Linked DNA regions of Homo sapiens: regions 1, 3 and 4 are each linked to region 2. Evidence: chromatin contacts called from ENCODE Hi-C or POLR2A ChIA-PET data. All regions are on one chromosome and are shown on one strand. The core of a region is the stretch at or near the end of the contact, and the rest is flanking DNA. Distances in the headings are between cores, read along the strand shown.

What was found. A loop is a pair of places that touch in the nucleus more often than their neighbours do. ChIA-PET counts read pairs that join two places held with the same protein, here RNA polymerase II (POLR2A). Pooled maps may share reads with other maps.
Region 1: a pooled map shows a loop between it and region 2 (6-fold over the local background). The contact joins two enhancer-like sites. A Hi-C loop is called at or near these places in 6 of 50 pooled maps. POLR2A ChIA-PET finds 5 or more read pairs at or near these places in 2 of 52 experiments (CD8-positive, alpha-beta memory T cell and HEK293).
Region 3: a pooled map shows a loop between it and region 2 (3-fold over the local background). The contact joins two enhancer-like sites. A Hi-C loop is called at or near these places in 1 of 168 maps with a recorded cell type or tissue (ovary) and 7 of 50 pooled maps. POLR2A ChIA-PET finds 5 or more read pairs at or near these places in 2 of 52 experiments (activated B cell and activated naive CD4-positive, alpha-beta T cell).
Region 4: a map with no recorded cell type shows a loop between it and region 2 (5-fold over the local background). The contact joins two enhancer-like sites. A Hi-C loop is called at or near these places in 6 of 37 single-sample maps with no recorded cell type and 4 of 50 pooled maps. POLR2A ChIA-PET finds 5 or more read pairs at or near these places in 1 of 52 experiments (GM12878).

The regions. Positions count from the first base shown.
Region 1 is chr14:61,434,492-61,441,163 of GRCh38, reverse strand. All of the region lies in intron 2 of PRKCH (protein kinase C eta), which reads right to left. Among named protein-coding and RNA genes, the nearest start is that of PRKCH-AS2, 110 kb to the left of the region's middle. RefSeq lists an enhancer at 1,522-1,891. Within about 2 kb of position 1,968, at least 21 of the 41 ENCODE cell types and tissues checked have a DNase peak (open chromatin) inside an H3K27ac peak, as active enhancers do.
Region 2 is chr14:61,658,743-61,666,139 of GRCh38, reverse strand. No RefSeq gene overlaps it. Among named protein-coding and RNA genes, the nearest start is that of HIF1A, 33 kb to the left of the region's middle. Within about 2 kb of position 3,464, at least 18 of the 41 ENCODE cell types and tissues checked have a DNase peak (open chromatin) inside an H3K27ac peak, as active enhancers do.
Region 3 is chr14:61,833,960-61,840,535 of GRCh38, reverse strand. All of the region lies in intron 1 of SYT16 (synaptotagmin 16), which reads right to left. Among named protein-coding and RNA genes, the nearest start is that of SYT16, 25 kb to the right of the region's middle. Within about 2 kb of position 1,700, at least 2 of the 41 ENCODE cell types and tissues checked have a DNase peak (open chromatin) inside an H3K27ac peak, as active enhancers do.
Region 4 is chr14:61,864,693-61,872,005 of GRCh38, reverse strand. All of the region lies in intron 1 of SYT16 (synaptotagmin 16), which reads right to left. It also overlaps the pseudogene MOCS3P1. Among named protein-coding and RNA genes, the nearest start is that of SYT16, 56 kb to the right of the region's middle. Within about 2 kb of position 4,590, at least 2 of the 41 ENCODE cell types and tissues checked have a DNase peak (open chromatin) inside an H3K27ac peak, as active enhancers do.

The DNA of each region.
Region 1 (6,672 bases), core at 719-3,218, 220 kb after region 2:
AAATTTGGGAGGCTGAGGTGGGAGATCACTTGAGCCTAGGAATTGGAGACCAGTCTGGCAACATAATGAAACTCCTTCTCTACCAAAAAAAATTTTAAAAAAAGCCAAGTGTGCACCTGTGGTCTCAGCTACTAGGGAGGATCACTTGAGCCCAGGAGGTTGAGGCTATAATGAGCCATGATTGCACCTCTGCACTTCAGCTGGGCAACAGAGCAAGACTTTCTCTCCAAAAAAAAAAGAAAAAAAATGTAGTTATTTCAATAATAATTTTTTATTTTTTATTTTTATTTTTGGATAGAGTTTAACTCTGTCACCAGGCTGGAGTGCAGTGGCGTGTTCTCAGCTCATTGCAACCTCCACCTCCCAGGTTCAAGCTATTCTCCTGCCTCAGCCTCCCAAGCAGCTGGGACTACAGGTGCACACCACCAAGCCCAGCTAATTTTCGTATTTTTAGTAGAGACAGGGTTTCACCATGTTGGCCAGGATGGTCTTGATCTCTTGACCTTGTGATCCACCCGCCTCAGCCTCCCAAAGTGCTGGGATTACAGGCGTGAGCCACCATGCCTGGCTTTCAATAATAATTTTTGTGGAGACCAATGTGACAATACCTGTCAAAGAAATTAGAGTCTACACAATAGATCTCAAAGAGTGAAATGCAGAAAGAGTCCAAATGAATTTGGCCAAGACACCAACATCTTCAGAGATTCCAGCACAGTTAAAATTATACCTGCCTCAGTTTTTGTTTGGAGGTAGGTGTAATCTTTGGCAAACAGCCTAGTTACTTTCCTTCTTAAGTTTCCCATATGTCTCAAGAAGATAAAAATGCCCCTGTTGTCCACCCTGTGGGAACAGTGTCATAACCAATAATCCTGACAGGTTCTAAGGACTGCGGAAGAACAAAAGTTACTACACTACACTGCCCTCTTCCACTCATGATACTTCTAGAAGTCATTTAGAAACCACGAAGTGAACAGATTTTAACATTCCTTTGCTTGCAGATGACAAAATTAGGCTAATGGTATCACTCTCTATCCAGCCTCTGTTATCACCAGCCTGAGACCCAGCTCAATACCGGCCAAAGCAAAACTTGTCTTGAATTATTAATAGTAAACACTTATCATGTATAGATGCAAATTAAGTTCTCCCTGGGGATCTAATTACCAAGAATTAACTTTTTAATCCCTTAATACTACAAAGATTGGTTAAAAGACCAGCCCACTTGCATGTTTAATATTTCATCAACTGAATCCTATTTTTTTTCTTAACAGCTATTGCCACTGCAATTTTCCAGTTGATTCCTTATAACCAGAGGAGGATTTAGGAAAAAACTGCATGCCAATCATTTCTTGCCACCTTCACTCCTGCCTTTTCACCTTCCTAAACGGCCCTTCCCTCTTTCCTTCCAACCATTAAGAGTTAAATTAGCCTTAACCTACCTGCCTCAGAGCCTGAGCAAACTCCCCCAAATCCTAAAGCCGGGTGACATGCTAACCCACTGTTGCCACAGCAGCCTGGGAGTGCACCGGTGACATGCTAACCCACTGTTCCCACAGCAGGCCGGGAGTGCACCTCAATGTCTTCTCTCACGACCTGGGGCCGTGTCTCTTTCACTTCTGCCCCAGGCACTTCCCATGCACTTTCATACAGGGACATGGACAAACTTCACTCTGCCCTTTTACATTATTTTGCACGTGTGCTTCGTTTAGAAAACAAACATACACACTCATGCACCTACACACACACCTGGGACTTTGCAAGACATTTGGTCACATAAAGAAAATGGGCCCCCATGGCTTCCAATGACTTTCACTGTCACCATGTTCTAGACTGCTGCCATGAGCAAAAGGAAACAGCTCTCCCACACGCTCTTCACTTGCCTACAGACTCCAACCCCACTTCACCATCGGAATGCAGAGGGAACTTCCTCATTGTTTGCACCGCCTCCTGTTTACTTAGGACTGAGTTAAAAGGACTAAAAAAAAACCCTATTGAATACTATGGTGCTTAAATCAACCAGGGCTTTGAGAAATCTCTCAGATCATGTTTTAGTTAGACACGTCAGGCAACCCTAACATGCTCTGCAGCCAAAACTTGCATCACAACTTCTGTTTGGCTCCTTAGGTGCCCAATGGCTCTAAATAAATAGGAAGCTGGCTCTGTGTCCCAGCACGGAAATTCACATTCCAATCTCCAGAGGGGTGCTGGCCTGGAGCCCTGGTCTGCCTCACCAGAAGTGGGTTTTGAAAAGCCACCCCATCCACAGGGTGCAGAGTAATTATGTCAAATATAATGAAGATTAACTATTCTAAAATCCCATCTCTTCTGAACTAAAATTATATTTCATAAAACTGGACTGTCACCCCATGCTTGTTTTGAGAACTTTAGAAAGCACATGTGACTAGGAGTCACCAAACAACCCCAGGGTAAGTTTTCATTTGCAAAAAGTTGCACTGGACTGAAACTTGTGTTGGTCATGTGAGGCTTCTGTGGATGAGGAGTATGTCTCTGAGAACTCCTATTCTCGGTTGCTGTGATTCTGTAAACTGTTGTAACTTTAACTCAAAAACAGTAAATACATCATCCTCTTTGGTCTTTTGTTCTATCTGCTCGAATTTATGGTTTTATATCCCAGCAGCAGAAATATATATTTGAAAGTACTTCTAAAATATTCCAACCTGGGGCAAAAGCGTGGATCACAGCTCCTCATTTTTAAAATGATTGTAAGCAAATTAAATCAGAGAAAATTTCTGGCATGGCACTTTTTAGTTTCCAGAATTACTGGCGTAAAATGCACAGCGAATATAACTTTGATTCAGTGTAACATACGATTGAACTCAAGTTTAATTTGCCTAATATCAAAAGCACTGTGGTTTACTGTGGCTTATCTTTAAGGGGGCTACACTGAGAAAACAGAACAGCCTTCTATATGACGACAGACAAGAGAGTTTGGTGGTTGAGGCTGTGGAATCTGGAGCCTGGGGTGTGCAGACGGCTTCTTCCCTTATAAGCTCGGTGGCCCTGGGCAAGTTGTTTAACATCCAATGCTTCAGTTTCCTCATCTATAGAACATAAAGGATATGTTCCTCATAGGGCCATTTGAGGACTTGATAAGTTAATAAGCACAGCATAATTAGAGAAGTACCCGACAGGTAGTAACTTACCTAGTGTAACTGTGAAAACCCTTACTTCACACTACCCTAGAGTTCTAGGAATAGAAAGGATTTTTTTTTTTAAGAGACAGGGTCTTGCTGTGTTGCTAGGCTGGTCTCAAACTCACGGGCTCAAGTGATCCTCCTGCCTCGGCCTCCCAAACTGCTGGGATTACAGGTGTGAGCCATTGCACCTGGTCGATAGAAAGGATTTTTTAATTCAACTGTCTATTGTCTAGAAGAAGAATGAATACCTAGGAAATTGGGGCCTAGAGAAGTTAATGTACCCCGAGACACATTTAGCTAGCTTGTGCTAGAACTGACACTAAAATCTTCCACACACCCTGCACTGTGCCCTTTATTAACACCAGGTCTCCTGGTATCCCTAGAAAGTAATAAATTTTCTAGTGAGGAAACAGAAACTAACAGGAAGGTTAAGTGAGGTCAAGCAGCCAATGACAGAAGTGAGGACACCAGACTCCGTTGACTATTGTTGAACTACTGGATATACTATCAAATGTCTTTTTTCTTCTTCCTGAGATAATTTGTTTTATCATTTGTACACGTGGGAGAAAACAACTGTGAGAAAAACAAACAGAAAAACCTTAGAGTTAACCAAAAGCTACTAGTCAAGAAAGAACCAGAAAATATTATTGGTTTATATCTGCAAAATATATCCCGGGAAGGTAATGAGGTAAGGTAGCAACAGAATTTTGCTTAACATCATCAAAAACACTGAATAAGAACTACTTGCATAAAGAATGATGCATAAAAATGTAAACACAGATGATGATGATCTCTGAGACAGTAACGACACAAACAGAGATTAGGACGCGTGATAAACAAATGCCTAACTTAACTAAACGGCTATTTACAACTGGAAATACAACGGTATTTTACAATCCTGGTTTTATATACTTGAAAATGTAAACATTTAAATGGGTATTTACAACAAGCACACCCCACCAGTGGGTGACAGTGACACGGGCACTGAGCGAATAAATCACAGGAGTTGCAGATATAGTCCTGTAACTAATTAAGGAAGACTTCCATGTTAGTAGTCTTTGGAAAAGAGGAAGGAGAACTTGGTGAATTAGAGCAGGGAGAAGGTACCAGGAATTTTGTGCCAGCACCTGTGACAAAGACTGCAACAAAAGGTTTTGGTATTTAAAAATGGCAGCAAGGCCGGGTGTGGCGGCTCATGCCTGTAATCCCAGCACTTTGGAAGGCTGAGGCGGGCAGATGACCTGAGGTCAGGAGTTCAAGACCGTCTGGCCAACATGGTGAAACCCCATCTCTATTAAAAATACAAAAATTAGCCAGGCCTGGTGGCGGGCACCTGTAATCCCAGCTACTCAGGAGGCTGAGGCAGGAGGATTGCTTGAACCTGGGAGGCAGAGGTTGCTGTGAGCTGAGATCACGCCATTATACTCCAACCTGGGCGACAGAGTGAGACTCCACCTCAAAAAAATAAGTTGAAAATAAATGGCAGCAAAAGCCCCCTCAATGGCACTAGCAGTACAGAATCCTCTGTGTTTTTTGAAAACAGCTTAACTATGTACTCATAGTTATTTCCAAACTCAGATAAAGTGGTTGGACTCACTGTATTAGACCCGGATCTCACTGTGGAGACCCAAATCAACAGCTGCTACACATGTTTCTCAGGGCTTTGGTTCCCTCTGAGGAATCTCAGCCCACACAAACACCAACCATCCTGCAAACTAAATGGGATGGCAAAAGAAGGAGAGGAAAATAATTTGTTACTAGACTGACTCTCTTGAGTAGGACCTACGGCTCATAGCATCCACGCAAGCTGAGCCCATGCTCACTCATCACTCCAGCCTCCTCTGCCAGCAGAACAGTGATTAGAACAGAACGTTGCATGTGAGCATCTGCAACAGGGCCAAAGTTCCATCCAGAACCATGAGAAAAGCCTCTTGCCACATCAGGATGGGAGGAGAGTCCTGACCTCCCATTTTCCACTCATCATCATCTTTCCTTTTTCATGTCTGTGATCTGTGCAAACTCCAAAGTACAAACTCTCCCCTTCTCAGTCCTTGAAGAAAGAGGCCTTGGCTCCAATAACAGCTCTGGTTCTTCTCTCTATAATCGTCTTTCTTAGTCTCCTTCACTGGCTTTTCTCCTCCACCCAATTTTTAAATATGTGTATGCTCCAAGGTTCCCTGCATACCATGCTTCTAGTCTTTCTGGATGTTCATTCATCAACTGCCTGTACACTGAGGATTCCCAAATATACAGCTATAGCTCTGGTTTCATTCATTCATTCATTCATTCATTCATTCATTCATTTATATTGAGATAAGGTTTGTTGATATTGAGATGAGGTCTCATTACATTGCCCAGGCTGACCTCAAACAGCTTCTGGACTCAAGCCATCCTCCCACCTGAGCCTCCAGAGTAGCTGGGACTACAGGTGCATACCACTGTGCCTGGCCAGCTCCGGCTTCTAGCTAATAAACTTATTTCTAAGTAGCTTGTCAGCATCTCTTCAAGGTATCCCCAAGCTACCTAAAACTTGGCATTTGTTGGGCTGAACCCTCTTCTCGGCCTCCTCCACCCTCTCTTTCTCCTAGCTAATTGTACCACTATCCTTGGAGTCACTCAAACAACCTTAGAGACGTCTTCAGATCTCCTCTCTTGCTTTGCTTATCCTTGTTCTACTCTGTCTCCACCTGTTCTTGTTTGGATTCCCCCAGGAGCAGAGTTCAAGATAGGGACTTAAGTTGCAAGTAGTTTATTCGGGAAGGAACCCCCAGATGCACCAGGGGATTACAGAAGTGAGACAGGAAAGGGAAGGAAACCAACGATAAGCGTATTACTGAGCAGGTTTCCAGGGTGGGCAACTGAGGCTCGATTCCTGTCGGGAATTTCAAGGACCTGGTTGAACACCCTCAGCGGGTGAGGAAGTTGGGTTATTTATCCTCTGGCTCCCATTCCTCACTGGCTGATGGCTGCTTCAGGGGTGGGAGGTATTAATTTTTCAGCATTTCCAGCTTTCTGTTGTGGGATGAAAGGAAATATGGGTGGGGCATCCATATTTATTTATCTGCTATAGTAATGTATTTACATTTACCCTGGTCCTGATTTCTCACTGAAATTTAACTGCCATATATGCTTTTAAAAAATCTTTTAAAAAGTAGAGTTGGGGTCTCACTGTGTTGCCCTGGCTGGTCTCAAACTCCTGGGCTCAGGTGATCCTCTCTCTTTGGTCTCGCAAAGTGCTAGATTACAGGCATGAGCCACTCTGCCCAGCTATGCCATATATGCTTTCTGTAGACTTCTTCAAGGTGAAGTGAAGTAGAAAATGTTTACAATAGTCTTCAAATTTCACTGTGTCTACTCCTTTCTGCACACATAAGGATGGAAATTCCCTCCTGTCCTACTATCAATTGCAAGAATCCTACAGTTTCCTTCTACAAAAATGTTCAGAATTCCTATTCTCTTGCTGTGATTCTATGAATATTTCATTTTCCTCTATTGACGTCATCCATAAAAAGGCTTT
Region 2 (7,397 bases), core at 2,215-4,714:
AAATGATCTGCAGAGGTAACCTCTGGTGAGGGTCTATATTATTAAATGTGAGCGATGGCTAAATATGTCGGGTGGTACACACAGGGCATTAAGAAGTGTATATGTTGGCCTTGGCCCAGAGGAGAATCATCAGGTCTGTTCCTGAGAGTTACAGATCTTGTATTTTGCTTCTGTCAGCAAGGTGAGGGGCCATGCTGGTGTCTAGGGGATCTGTATATGTTGGATGGTGCTGACTCTATGGGTGGGAGGGAATAAATGAAGCTAATGATAGCTTCAGCTTGTCTTTTGTCTTCTGGTGGTTGAGAACCCATGAGAAACATTTCCTCCTGTTCCCTACATCAAAAATGGAAATGGCATTGGGAAGGTACAGAGAGTGAGTCCTTGATAACTTTATTTGAATAGCAGTGACAAATGTTGTGTTTTAGAAACATTTTAACTTTGCAAAGAACAAACAAATATGGATTTGTCACAAAACTAAAAAATACAGATAAGAAAAAAGGAAAACAACAAAATGAAATAACTGCAAATTCCACTATGTAGAGGCGATCTCCTTTGACAATTCGGAATAAATCCTTCTAAAACCATTCCCATGCAAATATGTATACTTAAAAGTATCTTCATATTAAACATATTGCTCTGTAATTCACTTTTTTCATGCAAAAAATATGTCATGAGGCCGGGCACAGTGGCTCATGCCTGTAATCCCAGCACTTTGGGAGGCAAGGTGGGTGGATCACGAGGTCAAGAGATTGAGACCTTCTTGGCTAACCTGGTGAAACCCCGTTTCTACTAAAAATATAAAAATTAGCTGAGCATGGTGGTGCGCACCTATAGTCCCAGCTACTCGGGATGCTGAGGCAGGAGAATCACTTGAACCCAGAAGGTGGATGTTGCAGTGATCTGAGATCGCGCCACTGCACTCCAGCCTGGTGACAGAGCGAGACTCCGTCTCAAAAAAAAAAAAAAAGAAAGAAAAGTCATGAACAACCTTCCATGTCAATAAATGGTTGCACTGTTAATAGTTGTATGGTATTCCATTTAATAAACCCACCGCAATTTATTTAATCAATCTCCCACTGAGAAACATTTGGATCAGCTCAAATTTTTCACTATTGGCATACATCTGATGACCTGATTTTTAAGGTGACTCTTCAAGCACTTGTAAAAGATATTTTGGGGCAGACTGTGGGAAGAGTAGAGTAGGGATATGAGGGAGCCCAGGGAGGGAAATGTTTTATGAATTGATATTGTTCTTGGTACATAAAGGACATCAGTTAACGGGAATGAGGTGGGGAAGGGATAGCGTGTAGTGGGAGAAAGTCAGAGAGGGTGAAATGACAGACATGGAGAGAGAAAGAGGAACCCATAAAGACAAACAGATGGAGAGAGAGAGAATGTGACAAGAATAGATATAGAGAGATTCAAATAATCCTCAAGGATGCTCAAAATAATAAAAAATAGTTTTGTGATGATTGCCAAAAAGGCCAATAGCATTTATAGAATTCAAGTGATGATACGTCATTGAAAGAAAGAAAAGGGGATTTTTCTGTGAGACAAATTGCCCAAAACCTGAGGGGGAGTTTTGTCATCAAAATACATAAGGAGTAATCTTTTAAAAACTCTGAAACAAAGAGCAAATAATTTAAAGAAATCTCGGCCAAGCAAGGTGGTTCATGCTTGTAATTCTAGCGCATTGAAAGTTTGAGGCGGGAGGACAGCTTGAAGCCAGGAGTTCAAGACCAGCCTGGGCAACATAGTAAGACTCCTCTCTAAAAAGCAAAAATAAAAAAAATTAACTGGATATAGTGGTGGGTGCCTATATTCCCAGCTACTTGGGAGGCTGAGGCACGAGGATCACTTGAGTCCAGAAGTCTGAGGTTGCAGTGAGCCATGATCGTACCACTGCACTCCAGCCTGAGTGACAGGCTGACAGAGTGGGACGCTGTCTCAGAAAAAAAAAGAAAAGAAAAAGAAAAAATAAAGAAATCTCATTCTACTTTACTTACCACACACATATGTTCATATCATGTGTTAAACATTGTCTTTTAAAAAATAGCTTAGGGCCAGATGTGTTGCCTCAGGCCTGTAATCCCAGTACTTTGGGAGGCCAAGGTGGAAGAACTGCTTGAGGTCAAGAGTTAGAGACCAGCCTGGGCAACATACTGAGACTCTGTCTCTATTTCAAAACAAGCAAACAGCTTAGAAAATCATTTTCTTTAACTCTTACCTCTGATGCTTTTAATTATGTGTTCTCTTATGGTGATTGGCTGGGGTTAAAATATTCTGTAGCATTGCTTTGCATCATAGCCCCAGAGAAAATGAAAGGGGAAGAAGGAGTTAGCTTCCCTTTTCCCCGCTGTTCTGCCTGCTTCCTGTTTCAGAAAAATTAAAATAAGGTGTGAACAGCCACTTTCTCTTGAACATATTCTTCCATATATACTGGGGTAGGGTGAGGCATGTATTTGTGGGGGCTGGAGGATGGCCTCTGTTACAAAATTTCCTATGGACATTCCTTATCTACACTAGTGGGGAACAATGAAAATTACTTGTACAATGAACATCACTTATACAGGACGCGTATTACGGTACATTCTAATTTTTAAAAATATCAACTCACATAAAGAGGAGGCCAACCCTGACTTATCTCATGGGCAAGCTGTATGGCACAAATGAAATTACTAATGTGAAAGTGTTCGGTCAACTCTAAAGGTCCTTACAAGTTTGTGGGTTTTTTTTTTTTTTCAGACAGAGTTTTGCTCTTCTTGCCCAGGCTAGAGTGCAATGGCATGATCTCGGCTCACCGCAACCTTCACCTCCTGGGTTCAAGCGATTCTCCTGCCTCATCCTCCGGAGTAGCTGGGATTACAGACGCCCGCCACCACGCCCAGCTAATTTTGCATTTTTAAGGGAGACAGGGTTTCTCCATGTTGGTCAGGCTGGTTTCGAACTCCCAACCTCAGGTGATCCGCCCACCTCAGCCTCCCAAAATACTGGAATTACAGGTGTGAGCCACCACGCCTGGCCACGTTTGAGGTCTTTTTAATGATTAGAAATTTCTTATACTCTGGCATCTGTAGAATCCATTCAAAGCCATAAATTTCTGCTTCTTTCCCACACCTGGTGGGAGAAATGGGGGAATAGGCCCACAAATCGCCTTGGCTTTTGTGGTCTCCCAGTATGCTCTTTTGCATGGACAGAAAAATGAGGGAAATGCTTTTACCTTCATCAAACCTATTGGAAATGGTTAAGTTTCCCTTCTTTTGACTAAAACAAAACTAAAAACCACAAGAAACCTACTCAAGATTGGCTCATATGAATCACATCCTGTGTGGAACCCTGTCCTGTGTCAATGACACTTAGACACAGAGCAAAGAAGGGAGAGGGTGGGTCACTGTTTCTAAATGCAACGAAGGGCACTTTCATTAAAGCACTAAGGCTGCATGCTCAACAGGTTTAGCATGACTCAGCAAGATGGGTCACTGAACACCATCCACCCAAGGGCAAATGAGCTTGTCCAATCACATGACCTACAAGATCAGGGGATAGCAAACCAGACCTATGGTTTGCTGAACAGCCTGCACAAGCCAGTCCCGTTACATACAGAACAGTCAGAGGAGAAGGTCACCGCCAGGGCAGTGGAGACCACTGCGGATCCTCTTCTCAACACTGCTCTACCATGTTACCTTGTGTCTAGTTGTGTGTCTGCCAACCACTTCTACAGAAGGTGCTGAGGCAAACCTCCTCAAAGGTTCTGATTTGGATCTTCCATTTGGAGAAGACTTTGAGTCTGTCCATATTCGTGGCTTTTTTTTCTTGCACTGGGAACTGATGCATTGCAGACACAAATGAGCCCAATGTATTTTAAGCGAGAAAAAGTTCCCACCCTCACCACCAATTACACCCTTGTCATTTTTTTCTTGTTCTAGTACCTACGTGTGATTTAGTACTTTCCGAGCATTCCATTCTTTCTGAAAGCATAAGCACTAATATGTGTAATTTGCTTGCCTTGTCATTCTGAAATCTTTTAATGCATACAGTTCAGACATCCTGTTTGTTTAATATGAGCAATGCCAACTTTATTTACTGTAATAAATGTACTTCTTTATTCTTCTGGAAAAAAAGGGAAATTAATTGAAAAAGACACATTTAAGCTATTCCAGTGTGTAATACAGAGGCTGCTGGTAAAATATAATACAATGTCAGGGAATTCCACAATCTTGTTTGCTTTTTGGTTTCATTTTCATATTTTTCTTAAATATGGCATTGCTACAGTACAAAGTAGAAGAACATATTTTAGTGTCTGATTCACAGTCTCTTTACTAACTTTGGAACTTTAAAACCTGGGCAACTCTGATAGTGAGAGGGTTCAAGAAAATTGACATATGTGGTGAAATGTACTTTTGTGGCCTAGCTTTGCGTTTCAGAGCTGTTATACAGTCAGATTTTTTTAAATGAATATCTGCAACTGTTCCAACAATTCTGGTTTATGAAAATGTTGCTGGTTTTGCATAGGAACTTCATAACCTGCATGATATTACTCATGGGTATTTGTGGGTTTTGCTTTAGATATGGAAAGGACGCCTCTTGGCAAACATATTTTTTCTTTTGCTTCTCAGAGGTTTTGTATTCAGCTCAAAAATCCCCAGTATCTGTTTCCTTAGGTTCATGGGCTCCTTTAAACTTTACATTTGTATTTCTATTTTTTTTTCCAGTCAACTTCATGGATGTTTTGGAACGTCCTTTGTGCAAATTCACTCCCCAATGTTGCAGAGAGATTTTGCTTCCTTTTACCCTCTTCCAGTTGATTTTCTTTTCTTTTTTTTTCTTTTTTTTGAGACAGAGTCTCATTGTCATCCAGGCCAGAGTGCAGTGGCACGATCTCAGCTCACTGCAACCTCCGCCTCCCGGGTTCAAGCGATTCTCCTGCCTCAGCCTCCTGAGTAACTGGGATTACAGGCATGCGCCACCACCATGCCCGGCTTATTTTTGGATTTTTAGTAGAGACGGGGTTTCACCATGTTGGCCAGGCTAGTGTCGAATGTCTGACCTCAAGTGATCCGCCTGCCTTGGCCTCTCAAAGTGCTGGGATTACAGGCATGAGCCACTGTGCCTGGTTGTTGATTTTCTTTAAACAGTCTAACAACTTTTCCTGTGACATGTTTAGGCCTCTGAGTGTAATCCCTGTGGAAGATGGTACAGTGTCTGAAATTCTACATATACATTGACTTCTGACCTCTTTGAAAATGTGATCTGTAAGAAGGCCACACAGGCTTTCAAATGCAAGATGGTTTCAGACTCAACATGGTTTCCTTTGAGGTTGTTACTAGGAAATAATTTGAACAACAAGTGTAGTCATCACCATATCCTGACATGCCAGCAGGAAGATAAATTACTGCTTGTAAGTTACAACATTTCACCTCCACCCATGGCAATTTTTATTATATTACCCATTTGTCCTCTCAGTAAATGATGTCTGTAAAAATAGTTGAAATAGTTGAAAGGAATTTAATTTAAAATATACTCACATGTATTCACCTAAGTACAAAGACACATAGCATTTCAAAATAAGTAAACTCAGCCTTTTCTCCCTTGAAATGTATCAAATACTAAAGCTTTTCATAGCATCTTGATCCTAAAAAGAACAGCAGAAAGCCATTTAATCCATTCTCAGATATCTGGACAGACTAGCCAGCAGTATGCTAGTCTTCAACAAATGTGACCAAGGCTTCTTGTTACAGTTTTGCTTTATTTGTGGCAGAGTTTTTTTTTTTTTTCTCTCTCAGGTGAATATATTCGGTTCAGAGTATTGGGTCAACTACAGGTCCCACTTAAAGGAGTAGTAAAAAGAAAGATTTGTCAGGATACATGGCGGCTCACACCTATAATCCCAGCACGTTGGAAGGGTAAGGCAGGAGGATCACTTGAGCCTAGGAGTTCAAGACCAGCTTGGGCAATATAATGAGACCTTGTCTCTAAAACAAACAAACAAACAAAAAAAATAGCTAGGTATGGTGGCACGTGCCTGTAGTCCCGGTTACTCACAAGGCTGAGGTGGGAGAATCACTTGAGCCCAGGATATTGAGTCTGCAATGACCCATGACTGTGCCACCACTGCACTCCATCCTGGGTGACAGATCAAGATCTTGTCTCAAAAAAAAAAAAAAAAATCTGCCAAGATAAACTTAATGGGAACAATTACAATATTTTAATTTGGAAATTGTTCTTAGATCACACAATATACAAGCAGACAATAACATGTAAGTTATTACGAAATGATATAAGCATGGTCCTATAAATACTTTCTAATGGTTTCATAAACTGGCTGTTGTTCTTTCTCCACCCTTCCAGAAGAAGAGCTCAGAGCTGGAGATTTCACAATTCCCTTCTAACAACTATGCATTGATCCCATTTGCGATAACCTGACATTATATTCATATCACAATGATCCAGACAGTTGTGCATATTTCAGGAATGGAAAAGACAAGTCATTTATTATATAGCAATTTTTTTCCTTTTTTGTTTGGTCCAACAAGTTGGGCAGGCCTATGACTACATCTCAACTGTTGTGTGCTTCTTATTTCATATATTTTATTTGTGTCTGCCTGAATCATTTCATGGCTTTTCAACCTCCAAATGTAATTTAGCACTTTCCTATAATTATGCTTTTTCTAACAAGTGTATTTGTTTGTGCTTGCAGTTTTCTATAATTTAATTGCTTGGTCATTCAGAAAATATTTTACATTTTTAATGCAGATATCCTATTTATGTAGGGCCAATTTATTAACTTTGGTAATATTTGTTGTTGATGCTATTTTGTCAAAACACTGCATTTTGGTTTGGTTTTGTTTTTGAGACAGAGTCTTGCTCTGTCCCCAAGCTAAAGTGCAGTGGTGTGATCTCGGCTTACTGCAACCTCTACCTTCCAGGTTCAAGTGATTCTCCTGCCTCAGCTTCCCAAGTAGATGGGATTATAGGCGTGCGCCACCATGCCCAGCTAATTTTTGTATTTTTAGTGGAGATGGGGTTTTGCCATGTTGGCCAGGCTAGTCTCGAACATCTGGCCTCAAGAGATTCACCTGCCTCAGCCTCACAAAGTGCTGGGATTACAGGTTCGTGAGCCACTGTGCCAGGCCAAAACACTGCATTTTTATCCTAAAGGGAATCTAATGTATTCTTCTCATTTTAGAGTTGAAAAAACTGAGCCTAGAGAAACTAAGTGAGCTCTTCAAGGTTAATAGGTACTGGAGTAGTTGACAGAGTTAAGACTAGACCTGGATCCTCCAGGGCTTTTTCTATTCTTTCTGCGGGGGAAGAATTTTTCATCACTTTATGTGTTTTGTCACAGGGCTTACAAAAATCTTACCAGTAATTTAAATGAGTAACCAACTTCTCTTCTG
Region 3 (6,576 bases), core at 451-2,950, 180 kb before region 2:
GCTACGGCCACCCTCTTCCTGGGTTTTGCTCCCAACTCTGGCTATTCTTTCCTGGTCTCATTGGTGATACTTTCATTAACCTCCTACTCATCAACATGTATATCCCCACAGTTTTCACCTTAACGTTTCTCCTTACTCTACTCACTCTCCCTGGGTGATCTCAACCATTCTTGGGGTTTCCCTAAACTCTCTTCACTGATGTCTCCCAAAACTAAAACCACCAACTTCTCTCCCAAGCTCTAGACTCGTATTTCCAATAGCGCACCTTGCCTCCCTATCCAGAAGTCCCACAGGCTCTTAAATGTGCCCCCAAATGATTCATTATCTTGGCCTCCAAATCTGCTTCTTCTCTTATCTTCTGTCTCAATGTGATTTTCATCCCACCAGTTGTCTAAACTTGAAAAATTCTATAATCTTTTATTTTCTCCCTTATTCCCTACATGTAATCTATGACATACAAGCCCTGGATTCTGTCTCCAAAATGTCTTATATCCACACATTCCCCATGAATTGTCTGAGTTCAGCCCCTGAATACCTCTTGCTTGACCTAATCCAATAATCACTAACTCATCTCTCCTTCTCCTCTCCCTTTCCCTTCTTCCTCTTCTGCTCCCCTCCCCTCCTCTTTCCCTCCTCCCTCCCCCTTTCCCCTCCACAATGTTCCCAGATTAATGACATTCTTCATCACAAGAAAAAGACATAGAAATACAGTTAGCCCTGAGGAACTGGCACATTTCCCTAAGTAAGCGCATGGGAATATAATGCAACAGAAAATGGACTGTGATTTGCTGGCCTAAAAAATAAATTACGATTTTGTTGGCTTTTCAAATGAGGTCAAATGTGATTGGGCTCCAACCCAGTTCACATTTACTCATTTCCTCAGATAATTCCAAAACGTGCATCACTCTCAGCCACAGAGCATTCCCACACTTGTACTGGTGCAGTTCTCACTGCCTGAATGTACTGCACCTCACTCTTTTCCCACCAAGCAGATGCTTTCTCACGGCACAGCTAAAATATCATCTCATATAGGTTACCTCCTGACTTATATATAACTCCTCCTGCAATTATCATCACTTCTGTGTTAGTCCATTTTGTGCTGCTATAACAAAATACTACAGACTGGGTAGTTTACGAAGAATGGAAATTTATTTCTCACAGTTCTGGAGGCTGAAAAGTCTCCAAGATCAAGGTACCAGCATCTGGTGAGGGCCTTCTTGATGTGTCCTCACATGGCAGAAGAACAGCAGAGCATGAATCCACTCCCAAGAGTTGTTTTTATAGTGGCATTAATCCATTCATGAGAGCAGAGCCCTATCACCTAAACACCTCCCTTTGGCCACACATCTCAATAATGTTACCTTGGGGATTACGTTTCCAACACATGAATTTTGGAGGGCACATTTAGACTACAGCAACTTCCTTTAGCACTCCCACAGAACTCCAGCTGTATTCCTCTCCTAGCACTTAGTACTTGATTACCATTCTGTAATTGTGGCTGCGAGGTCATCTTCATTTTGCAAGAACCCAGCACAGTGCTTAGACCATGGCGGGGGGGTGGGGGGCCGGTGGGGAAACACCCTCAATAAACACCCTTTCACTTGCTAGGGATGGCCCAAGTAAAGAGAAGATTTAGCTGCAGAAGCCTTAGGCCTGTTGCCTACATCAAACACAATGGGGCATGATGATTCATCGAGATATTAATTTGTACTTTCTTCCTGCTGCTATTGCTACTATCAGTATTTTTCCCTTCTCCCTTCCAATAACATAGACAACTTTATGTTTGGAGTTTTTGAGTCCTTAGCAAGAGTCACACTCCATTTTTAATAATTTTGTGAATTTCAGGGTAATAAATTGAAGTTTCAAGGTACTTACAAAAGTTCCCATCCAGACAGGGCTTTGTGAAAGAAAGCCTATGCCAAAAGGGAAAGGACAGGAATATTCTCCAGAACAGGAAAGGAATGAATTTAAGAGATTGTGTTCTGTCAGAAACACAGACCTCGTTCCCACCTGTGCCTGGGTAGGTGGGAGCTGGGGGAGCTCTTCCAGAAAGCCAACAGTAGATGGACATGGTGCATTCTCTCTCAGGGTGGTCGTCAGTGGGTGAACAGCTGGGAGGGTCCTCTGACAGCCTAGTTGCTGGGGATCATGTCTTCAGCAGCAGCATGTCGGAATGTGCAGTGGTCATGACGGAGCCAACTGTGGGGAGTGGACTGGGCCCCATCCCAAATTTATGGCACTGTACCAGCCTGGGATTCTTATATTATCCTATGGAGTGGGAAAGGGTATCAGTAATGATTGAGATTTAATTTTCCCACCAGTCAGGTAGTTAATTCAATATAGAAAAATAAAGGAATGTGACCTAAAAGAGAACTGTGCTCTAAAATTAATGTCTACTACATAATGCTCACTCCAATCCCCAGGAAAAGTACAGTATCTCTCAGAGCAGCCCTGAAACAGCTTTGAGACATAACATTGACCTATTCTTGCTTTGAACACACATTATCTAATATGTCAAGATGTCATTACAGGGGCAACGAAATTTCTTGCATATATATTTCTGTTTAAAGCTATTAGAAAGTCTTCTTTTGGTGTATGCTATGAAGTATCTCTTCAAATCCTATTAGTTCAAAAAGCTAAAGGCAGAAGCAATCCAGGGTGACCAATTTCAGCTTTGCTGGATACTGAGAAAGACATAGGAAGGAAGCCGACATCTGAGGAAGTACAGTTCCCAAACATGGCCACAAGGTGGCAGGGTGACTCTGCACGCCAGAAGCATAGCATCCAAGGCGTGGCTGTTCTGGAATGCACAGAGAAAGAGAACCCAGGAGACAGGCAATACAGAATAATTGGAAAGCCTGTATCTAGAGGACTTTTCCACTGAGCGGTGGATTCTCATATTATTAATGTACCCATCTTCTAGAGGCAAACCCTCCAAGAGCCTTTGTGAGGCCTTAGCAGCTTTCAGATGCCGATTCCCCAGCTCCAAGATCAGCCTCAGCTGCACGGCAGCTCACGCCTGTAATCACAGCTACTCGGGAGGCTGAGGTGGGAGGATCACTTGAAGCCAGGAGTTCGAGACCAGCCTGGCCAACATAGCAAAACCCTGTCTCTACTGAATATACAAAAAATTAGCTGGGCAAGGTGGCCCACACCTGTAGTCCCAGCTACTTAGGGAGGCTGAGGTGGGAGGATCACTTGAGCCCAGGAGACAGAGGTTGCAGTGAACCAAGATCGCACCACTGCACTCCAGCCTGGTCAACAGAGCAAGACCCTGTCTCAAAAAAAAAAAAAAAAAAAAATCAGCCTCTGCCACTCAGTGGAGAATCATGGAAATCTGTTAGGATCAACACCTATGAGGAGGCCTGGCCCTGCTCACCAGCACAGACTTACCACTGAATAGAGGTATCATTTGAAACCCCCTCAATCTCAAAGTCCTGTCTTCAAACAGGAAGAAAGATAAGCTCAATGTCAAACTCATCAAATGCAGGTTCAACTGCCTCAGTCAAGGGGAATTGGCCTTATATTCAAATCACTTCCCTTGCTCCTCCTATCAGTAGGGGTTAGCGTACTGTCTGCAGGGGAGGTAGGAGAGATTGGAAAATCTGCAGAGCAATCAGAAAATTTGCATGAAATCATGACAGAAAATAAAAACCTAACTGGGTATTAATTTAAGGCCACACAAAAAAATTCATAGAAGTTTAGAAATTCAATGAAAGAAATTAAGACAGACATAAATAAATGGATGTAAAGGTTACCTATGACTGAATGGCTAACAAGCTTGTTTCCCCGGCCCTCTCATCAATTCTGTAAGCTGCCATGTAACTCTATAGTTGAGACTCTTTTCTCTTAAGGTAGTTGAGTAGGTTGTAATGTCTGCAATAAAAATCCTGGTTATTACAACAGAAGACAAGGAAACAAATAGAATTAGTAAATCACTCTAGAGAAAAAAGCAAATCAATGGGAGGTGGAGTAGAAAGGAAAATGAGGGACTGGGGAAGGAATGTAGGAGAATGGCTACAGGATTTCAGAAGGTGCACATTTAATATTCAATTTTAGACTGTTTATGTTACCAAGATATAAACTTCTCCTATCCCTCCAAACCATCAATTGGTTTTCTACATATTCAAATGCCTTTCAAGTGAATGGACTGCTGATGTTTGTGTGAATTAAGGCAAATGGATTCCTTTTCCTTTGCCGATCTGGGCCATTGCAATGCAGACACAAGAGCAGCCACCGGCAGTAAAGTAGAGCAATAAACACACGCAGGTGCAGGCACAAAGAGGTGGAAGGTACCATGAGAAATCAACCCCCAGGAATTCAATTTCTATGATGTGTATGAAGGATACAGGAGTAAAGACTTGAGCTGACCTCTGGGTTATACAAAGATAAGCTGCCCCTAGACCAGTGGTTTTCAAACTTTAGCAAGTACCAGAATCACCTGGGGGGCTAATCAAAACACTGATTGCTACGCTCCACCAGGTTTCTCAATCAGTGGATCTGATACAAGTTCTGATTAATTAAATTTCTAACAAGTTCCCGGTGATGGCAACGTTACTAGTCCAGTAACCATATTTTGTAAACCACCGTTCTAGGCCAACGAGAGTGGGTCTTACTCACCTGGGACATGTAAATTGAGAAAGACAGGAAAAGTTTCTGTGAGCCAGGTAGGAAAATTTTTGTTCCATTATCTATAGTTTAAAATGTATTTCTGTAGAAAAGTTTTGTTTGATTTTGTTATCAATGTGCTGCTGATCAAAGTATAAATTGGTACAATCCTTCTGTAGGGAAATTTGGCAACATCAAAATATTAAATGAGTATATCCTTTGACTCAGCAGTTCTGCACCCAGAAGAAGAAAACAGTGTAAAAAGATAATTTCAGGAATATTCTGGCAGTATTTTTTGATCTTTTAAAAATCCCTAAATGGCCATAAAAAGGTGATTGATAAAATCAATCATAAAAAAAAAAAGTCACCTGGCCGGGCGCAGTGGCTCACGCCTGTAATCCCAGCACTTTGGGAGGCCAAGATGGGCAGATCAAGAGGTCGGGAGTTTGAGACCAGCCTGGCCAACATAATGAAACCCCATCTCTACTAAGAATACAAAAAATTAGCTGGGCATGGTGGCAGGCGCCTGTAATCCCAGTTACTTGGGAGGCTGAAGCAGGAGAATCACTTGAACCCAGAAGGAGGAGGTTGCAGTGAGCCGAGACCGCGCCACTGCACTCTTTCCCCGGGCGACAATGTGAGACTCTGTCTCAAAAAAAAAAAAAAAAAAAAAAAAATTCACCTTTCATGAGACAACATTTACAGTGTACTATTTATTGAAAAGGCAGGTCCTTATACACATTACTCCACTAGTCAGTGCTGCTCAAAGTAGCAGCCTATTAACTGTTTTTTGCTGTTCTTAAAGCTATAAATCAGCACACACTGCCTTCTTCCTTGAAAATGTCTTATCACAGCAAACAATGCAACAATTTCTCTTAATATCTTCATATGCAAAGTGGGTATAAAAGGTCAGGATTTATAAAAAGGTAAGTTTCTTTAAGACCTTAATGAAACTAAAACAAGTGCTTTGGAAACAAATATTCCCAAACACATGCCTGGTTTTATGGGAATGCTATGCTATATACCATCATATATCAACACACATCTTTTTCAAACAACAGGTAATTGGAATACAGCAGTGTGTTTAATGAATAATTTTAAGAGAGAACAATTCAGAGCATCAAACAGTATTTATATACCAGTACAACTGGATAGATGGATGGGTGATCTGGTATATCAAATGTGAATCAGGGCTGGGTGCAGTGGCTCATGTCTGTAATCTCAACACTTTGGGAGGCCAAGGAAAGCAGATCACCTGAGGTCAGGAGTTCAAGACCAACCTGGCCAACATGGTGAAACCCCATCTCTACTAAAAATACAAAATTAGCCAGGCATGGTGGCGCACACCTGTAATCCCAGCTACTTGGGAGGCTGGGGCAGAAGAATCACTTAAACCCGGGAGGCAGAGGTTGCAGTGAGCCGAGATCACACCACATTGCACTCCAGCCTGGGCAACAAGAGCAAGACTCTGTCTCAAAAAAAAAAAAAAAAAAAAAAAAGCCAGGCACGGTGGCTCATGCCTGTAATCCCAGCACTTTGAGAGGCCAAGGCAGGCAGATCACGAGGCCAAGAGTCTAAGACCAACCTGGCTAACATGATGGAACCCTGTCTCTACTAAAAATATAAAAAATTAGCCAGGCATGGTGGCAGGTGCCTGTAATCCCAGCTACTCAGGAGGCTGAGGCAGGAGAATTGCTTGAACCTGGGAGGTGGAGGTTACAGTGAGCCGAGATCGCACCACTGCTCTCCAGCCCAGGCGACAGTGGGAGACTCCATCTCAAAAAAAATAAATGTGAATCAGGACATTTAACCGTGTAGTATACAGAGCTGATATGGATGCATCCTTCCCACTAAAAACACATGGAAATTCTAAATAAAATATAACCAATAAGCAAAATTACTTCCAAAGAACAAGTATCTCCCAGATTCCAAAATTTAAAAAAAAAAAAAAAAAAAATCAAAGCCAGA
Region 4 (7,313 bases), core at 3,341-5,840, 200 kb before region 2:
CAATTACCCACACATTTTACTGGTAAGAAAATGAGTCTTAAAGAAGATAATATTCCCAAAATAAAAAAGAATTAAAAATGGAACAGTGATAATAAATTGTAGGGTCAAGCAACTCCAAAGTCTCATTTTACCAACAATATTGCCTAAAAACTTCATAGAGGACAAAAACTACTGAAAGAAAATGTGCTATGACAACACTTTATAGAAGGGCATTTTATATCATTTAATATATTGTCTATAATGCGGTATTGTTTTTATAATTATTGTAATTTCATGTGAAAAAGTTAAGGAATCCAGCTCTGATCATAATATAGTAATAGGGATTAAATTTATCTTTCTGCCTTAAACAACCACAACACTGGACAAAATATATAAAATAATGGTTTTTAAAGATGCAGGAAAGCAGGCAACACTAAATGGTGATCCCTGAGAGAAAGAATAAATGAATGAAGTGATCCCTGTGGGTGCTCCAGCTCACTGCCTGGAGAGCAGGTCACGGGACAGGGAAGGGGAGCCCAAACAGACCCAGAACAGAGTCTTGCTGAGTTGAATAGAAGCAGGGTGGAGTTTGGGGAAGCCACAGTGACTAGAATTTGTGGGGTAAAGCACTGCAGAAGAGACATTCACAGACAGGATTTCCTTTGAGTCTTTGAGTACAGATCAGCACATGTGTATTAAGAAACTAACAAGACCAGGAAAAGAACCACCAGAAAGGTACAATCAAAAAATCCCTAGAGCTCATAAAAAGCTGGGAATAATTTACATTGTCACTAGCCAGTGGGCAAAAAATACTAATATATAGAGTATAAAGTGGAATACTTAAAGGTTGATTGCCTCATTAGTAGGGCCAAATTAGCAGTAGATTATCGGATGATTTATACCCATCTAAAAAGGTTTAAAAGCAAGTTTCAACAAAACTAGATGAAGTCAAGCTGGCTTAACTGCCTTCCAGAACATAGCCAAAAATACTTAAAGAAATAAAATGAACCACCGTCCAACAATATAAAATTCACAATATCTAACATCCAACCAAAAATTACCAGGCAGGCAAAAAAGAAAAATGGGGAGTGGGAGTGGGAGGGATTCAATAACTAGAAACAGACCCAGTAATGACAGAGATTATAGAATTATTAGGCAAGGTAGTTAAAACGGCTATTATAAATGTACTCCACAAAGGCATATTGAGAACAGAAATGGAAGATAAAAAGAGACATAGGTCAAATTTATGGAGATGAATAATATAATAACTGAGATGAAAAATACACTGATGAGATTAACAGATTAGTTATTGTAGAAGATTTAGGGACATGAAGACATTGCAATAAAACCTAGACAAAATAAAACACACAGAGTAAAAAGACTTTTAAGAAAAGAAACTCAAAAGAAGATAACATCATGTGGCCTACCATACATATAACTGGAGTTTCAGAGAAAAGAAGTGTAGCAAAAATATTTGAAGAAACAATTGGCCAAAAAAGTTTACCAATATGAAGAAAATTATAAACCTACATATCCAAGGAGTTTGGTAAACCCCAAGCAGAAACAATAAGAACACCAAACTAAAGTACATCATCATCAGGTATCTAAAAAAACAGTGACAAAGAAAAACTGAAAAGCAGGCAAGAAAAAAAAAAGATATCACATTACATACAAAGGAACAGCAATGAGAATGACAATATATTTCTCATCAGAAACAATGCAAGTCAGAAGACAGTGGAACAACGTATTTAAAGCAATGAACAAAATAGCTGGCAAACTAGAAGTCTATATCTAGCAAAAATATCCTTCAAAAATGAAAGTAAATACTTTTTCAGACATGCAAAATCTAAAAGAATATATCATGAGCATCATTGCACATAGTAAAGGAAGTCCTTCAGTAAAAGGCAAATAATACCAGATGGAAATTTGTATCTACACAAAGGGATGAAGAGCATCAGAAATGGTAAAAGAGTGACTAGATATAAATTTTTTCTTATTTTTAATATACTTAGAAGATAACTTCTAAAGCAAAGATAATAACATATTGTTGTGTATCTTGGTCAATTTGGGCTTCTATAACAAATTAGCAGATTGGGTGGTTTAAACAACAAATATTTATTTCTCACAGTTCTGTGGGGAGGGAAGTCCAAGTTCAAGGCACTGGAAGATGTAGTGTCTGGTTAGAGCCTGCTCCCAGGTTTGCAGATAGCCATCTTCTCTTCATAACCTCACATGGCAGAGAACAAAAAAAGGGAAAGAAAACTCTCTCATGTCTCTTATTATAAGGACCCTAATCTCATTCATGAGGGATCCATTCTCTTGACCTAACTATCTCCCAAAGCTTTCACCTACAAATGCCATCACATTGGGCATTAGGCTTCAATAGGTGAGTTGTGGAGGGATACAAACATTCAGTCCACAGCAGTTGGGTGTATAACATATGTGGCAGTAAAATGTATGACAACAACACAAAGACCAAGAGAAATAGAACTATACAATTTTAAGTTTCTTAAAATATGTGGAAATCACTGTAATATTATTTGAAAGTAGATGTTGATAAATTTAAAAGTTATACTGTAAACTCTAGAGCAACCATTAAACAACAAAAAAGATAGAGCTAATAAGCCAAAAAAACCTAAAATATAATATTAATAAATTTTCATTTAATCCAAAAGAAGGTAGAAACAAAGCAAAAAGAATAAAGACGGTAAGACAAATAGAAAACAAATAATAAAATGGTAGGTTTAAATCCAACCTTAAATGGAAATGTCTAAACTCACCAACTAAAAAACAGACTATAAAATTGGATAAAAGGACAATACTCAACTATGTATGCTATCTGCAGGAAATACTCTTTAAGTAAAAAGACAGAATTATTACAAGTAAAAAAGATAGAAAAAAGATAAACCACACTAAAACTAACCGAAATAAAGCTGAGTGGCTATACTAAGGTTAAATTTCACAATAAAATATTACCAAAGAAAAGGATCATTTCATAATCATAAAGGGATCAAGTCATCAGGAGTACATAGAAATCTTGAATGTTTATTCAGATAATAAAAAACTTCAAAATGCATGAAGCAAATGCTGATGGAATTAGAAGGATAAATGTACAGACTAATTCATAAGCATTGTTGGATATTTTAATACCAGAACCTCAATAATTGATAGAAAAAGTAGACAGAAATTCAGTAAGGATATAAAACACTAGAAAAACACTATCAATAAAATTAATCAGCATTTATAGAACAACCAACAAAAACAAAATATTCTTATAAAGTGAACATGGGACATTTACCCAGACCATAATCTGGGCAACAAAACAAGTCTTAACACATTTAAAAGGAATCATCTCATACAAATGTTATTGAAAGAGAGTTAAATAAGAAATCAATAATAAAAAGGTTTCTAGACAGTTCCCCCAAATATTTGGAAACTAAAGAACATACTTATAAATATCCCATGATTAAAAGAAGTCAAAAGGGAAATTTAAAAATTTTTTGAAATGAATAAAAATGAAGACAAAATATACCAAAATGAATGCAATGCAGCAAAAGTAGTGCTTATATTATAAAAATACAAATATTTAAAATCAATGCTTCCATTTTAAGAAATCTGACAAATAAGAGCAAAATATAACAAAGTAAGCAGATGAAAGGTAATAATAAGCAGATGAAAGCAAAAATTAAGGAAATAAAATTTTTTTAAATAACAAAAAAATCTAAACCAAATGTTATTTCTTTGGAAAAAACAATAAAATTGATAAACCTCTAATCACACTGATTAAGATTAAAAAAAGAGAGAAGACACCATTCTCAGAAAAGAGAGAAAGAACATCTCTTTAAATCCTTCCCAGACTACCCTTCCCAGACTCTGGCAACTATTATTCTACTCTCTACTTTAGGGAAAGAAAATTTAGACCAATATTTTTCATGAACAAGAATATAGACACACAAAACTCTTAAAATGTTATCCAAAGAAACCCAACCTAAAAGAGGTAATACATAAGAACAAGTGGAGTTTATCCCAATAATACAAGACTGATTCAACATTCAAAACTCAATGTAATTCAACATATTAACAGACTAGTTAAAGAAAACCATATGATCTTCTCTACAGATGCAGAAAAAGCACTTGGCAAAATTCAACATCTATTTTTGATCAAAACTTTCAGCAAACTAGGAATAGAAGGAAACTGCCTCAACTTCATAAAGAGCATCTTTGAAAAATCTACAAGCAACAGCAGACTTAATGGTAAAAGACTAAATGCTTTCCCCCAAGACTGGGAGCAAGGTCATCCTATTCAACAGTACAAACTTGTTAAATCACTTCCTAAGTCTGTCATATTTCTTATGCTGATGTAAATAGTATTGTTTTTTATTGTAAATAGTAATGTATTTTCATTGTAAATAATATTGTTTTAAGTTAATTGCTAGTATATAGAAAAACAATTTTTGTATATTTTCCCTTGCATCTTGTTAGACTCATTTATTAATTCTCGTAGCTTTTATGTAGATTCCAATTCATAGTTCAGAGCATATGGGTCTTCTAGACGTTGGCTACAGGGGAAATTCACTGAAGACAAACTAGCAAAATTCTCACAAACCGCATGAGAAAATGAGTCACCGTGAGGTTAAATCAGCAAATAAAGGGTTTTACTTCCTCCTTTTCAACCTATATGCCATTTATTTCTTTTTCTCAACAAATTTTAACGTACAAACAAGAAAATCCAGGAAGAATTTATTCACAGAAAATGATGAGTTAATTCTAAAATTGACATGGAAATAAAATGACCTAGATTACCCAAAACAGGATTGAAAAAATGAAAAAGAAAAAGATTTACACTACCTGATTTCAACACTTATTATATATAAAGCTACAGTAATCAAAGCAGTATGATATTAGCATAAAGATAGACACATAGAACAATGAAAGAGAAGAGAGACTCCAGAAATAATCTCAAACATATATAAATACTTTTCAGGAAAAATGCCTAGATAATGCAACCGGGAAAGGATAATCTCAACAAGTGCTATTAAAATAATTACATGTGCATATGAAAAAAAAAATGAGCCTAGACCCTTAGCTCACAACATAAGCAAAAATATAAAATGCATCACAGATCTAAATGTAACATCTAAAACTATAAAACTTCTAGGAAAAAACATTGGAGAAAATTCTTTTGACTTTGGATTAGGCAAAGATTTCTTCTGTAGAACACAGAAGGCACTAAATATAAAAGAAAAAATAATTGGATTTTATCAAAATTTAAAATTTTTACTCTTTAAAGCATGCTGTTAGAAAAACTAAAAGGCAAGCCACAGACTACAGGAGAGTATTTGCAAAATACATATCTGACAAAGAACTTGTATGCACACTAAAGAACCCTCATAATGCAATAATAAGACAAACATAATTTTTAAATGAACAAAAGATTTGAACACATATATTACCAAAGAATAGGTATAGATGGCAAATAAGCATATGAGAAGATGGTCAACATCATTAGTCATTGGAAAAATGCAAATTAAAACCAACATGAGATACCTTGTTATAACCATGAGAATGACAAAAATAAAAATAAATTGATGATATCAAGTATAATAGAAGATGTAAAGCAACTGGAAATGTCATACATTGCTAGGGAGAATACAAAATGGTACAGCCACTATGGAAAACATTTTGGCAATTATTTTTTCCTTTCTCCCCCACCCTCCTCTTCCTTTTTTGGCAATTTTTTGTAGAGCTAAATGTGTACCCATCTACCATATAACCCAGCCCCAGCAAGTCAACTCCTAGGTATTTACCCAAGAAAAATTAAAGCATGTATCCACACAAATACTTATACACGAGTATTCATAATAGTTTTTTTTTTCAGACTACAAAGGTGGTTTCCTTTATTTTGGTAAACTTTAAAGATCTCATTTTGATACTAATTCAAAATGCCAAATAGAATGACCCACTTTCTGAATAATTAAAACAACTTACATTTTAAACATGTATTTCTGTAGGATGTATTCTATCATCTGAAATATTAATAAGATCCAATAATTTCTTAAGTAAACAGTAAACTGATCCTAAGTATATAATCTGTGATCAATTTCGTAAGACTAAGTTTACTGCACCTTAATTCCAGATATAAAATGATTTAGAAAGCATTTTGACTGGGGGAGGTGGAAAATAAGGACAGGTAAATGATCTGCAGCTTAAATACAAAATCCTGTCACATTACATCTCACATGTTCAAGACACCCTCCATGTGCTGAAAAAAAATGATGATTCCCAGAAACAGTATAATCCATTAATAAGTCACCCAATATATAACAATTTTTAAAACTCTTTATAAAAAAGGAGTCCATGTATTCACAGATACTGTAGAATCTCCAGCTCCTATGTATATTACTGAAAAATGCAAATAAATATATCTTTGCGGTATTACGGCAATCCACATCTTTCCCATCAGACTATACCAGTCACCTTAGTACTGTGGAAATGTTCCACCGTTTTGGGCAGCCCAGGCCATGAGGTCCCCCACAATATTCCAAACTGTTAAATAGTCTAACTCTTGAGCTGCTGATGAGGCCTGGAGGATCTTCACGGCTTTCTGTGATTCATTTCCCAGTTTGTAAATCACATAAATGAGGAGAGCAGCCCCTTCTTGTGTGCCCTGTTTCCCTTTCCGGACTGCTTCTCCTAAGAGCTTCAGGCTCTCCGCATCCCTGCGTTCAGAGGGATGTGTAGGGCATGAGGCAAAAGACAGATGCTCACCTCCATCTTAGGCCTGATGTCCAGCAACAGATGGGGTGCCCCAGAATCCAGAAGTCGCTTATAGTCAGTGACAGAAACACGATCCTCTGGGCCCAGTAACTGCAGGGAGCGGCATTTATCGGTGGCTGAGGAGCCACAGAAGGCTTCATAGTCCAGCAGATGAGTCACAGTGGGCCATTTCCCGCAAGCTGCACAGTCGAGCCTGCAGCTCCGCAGCCGAATACAGCAGAAATGCCCTCTCAGGGCATCAAAGAGCAACAGGCTGCCACTGTAAGAGGGGCCCAGACTCGCAGCAATTTTCAGCACTTTCAAGGCCTGCAGGCAGCCCAGGACCCCGGTTAAGACACGGAGCATCCCGCCATCCGCGCAGTTGGTCACTGTCTCCGCCGGGGGTGGCTGGGAGAATATGCAGCGATAGCAAGGCCCACCGTCATAATGGTAGACTGTGATTTAGCCCTCCAGGCGCTGGCAGACACTAGGGCCCAACCGGCCAGCCACATGCGTCATTAACCAGGTAGCGAGTGGACACGTTGTCCGAGCAGTCGCCACCACATCATATCGGCGGA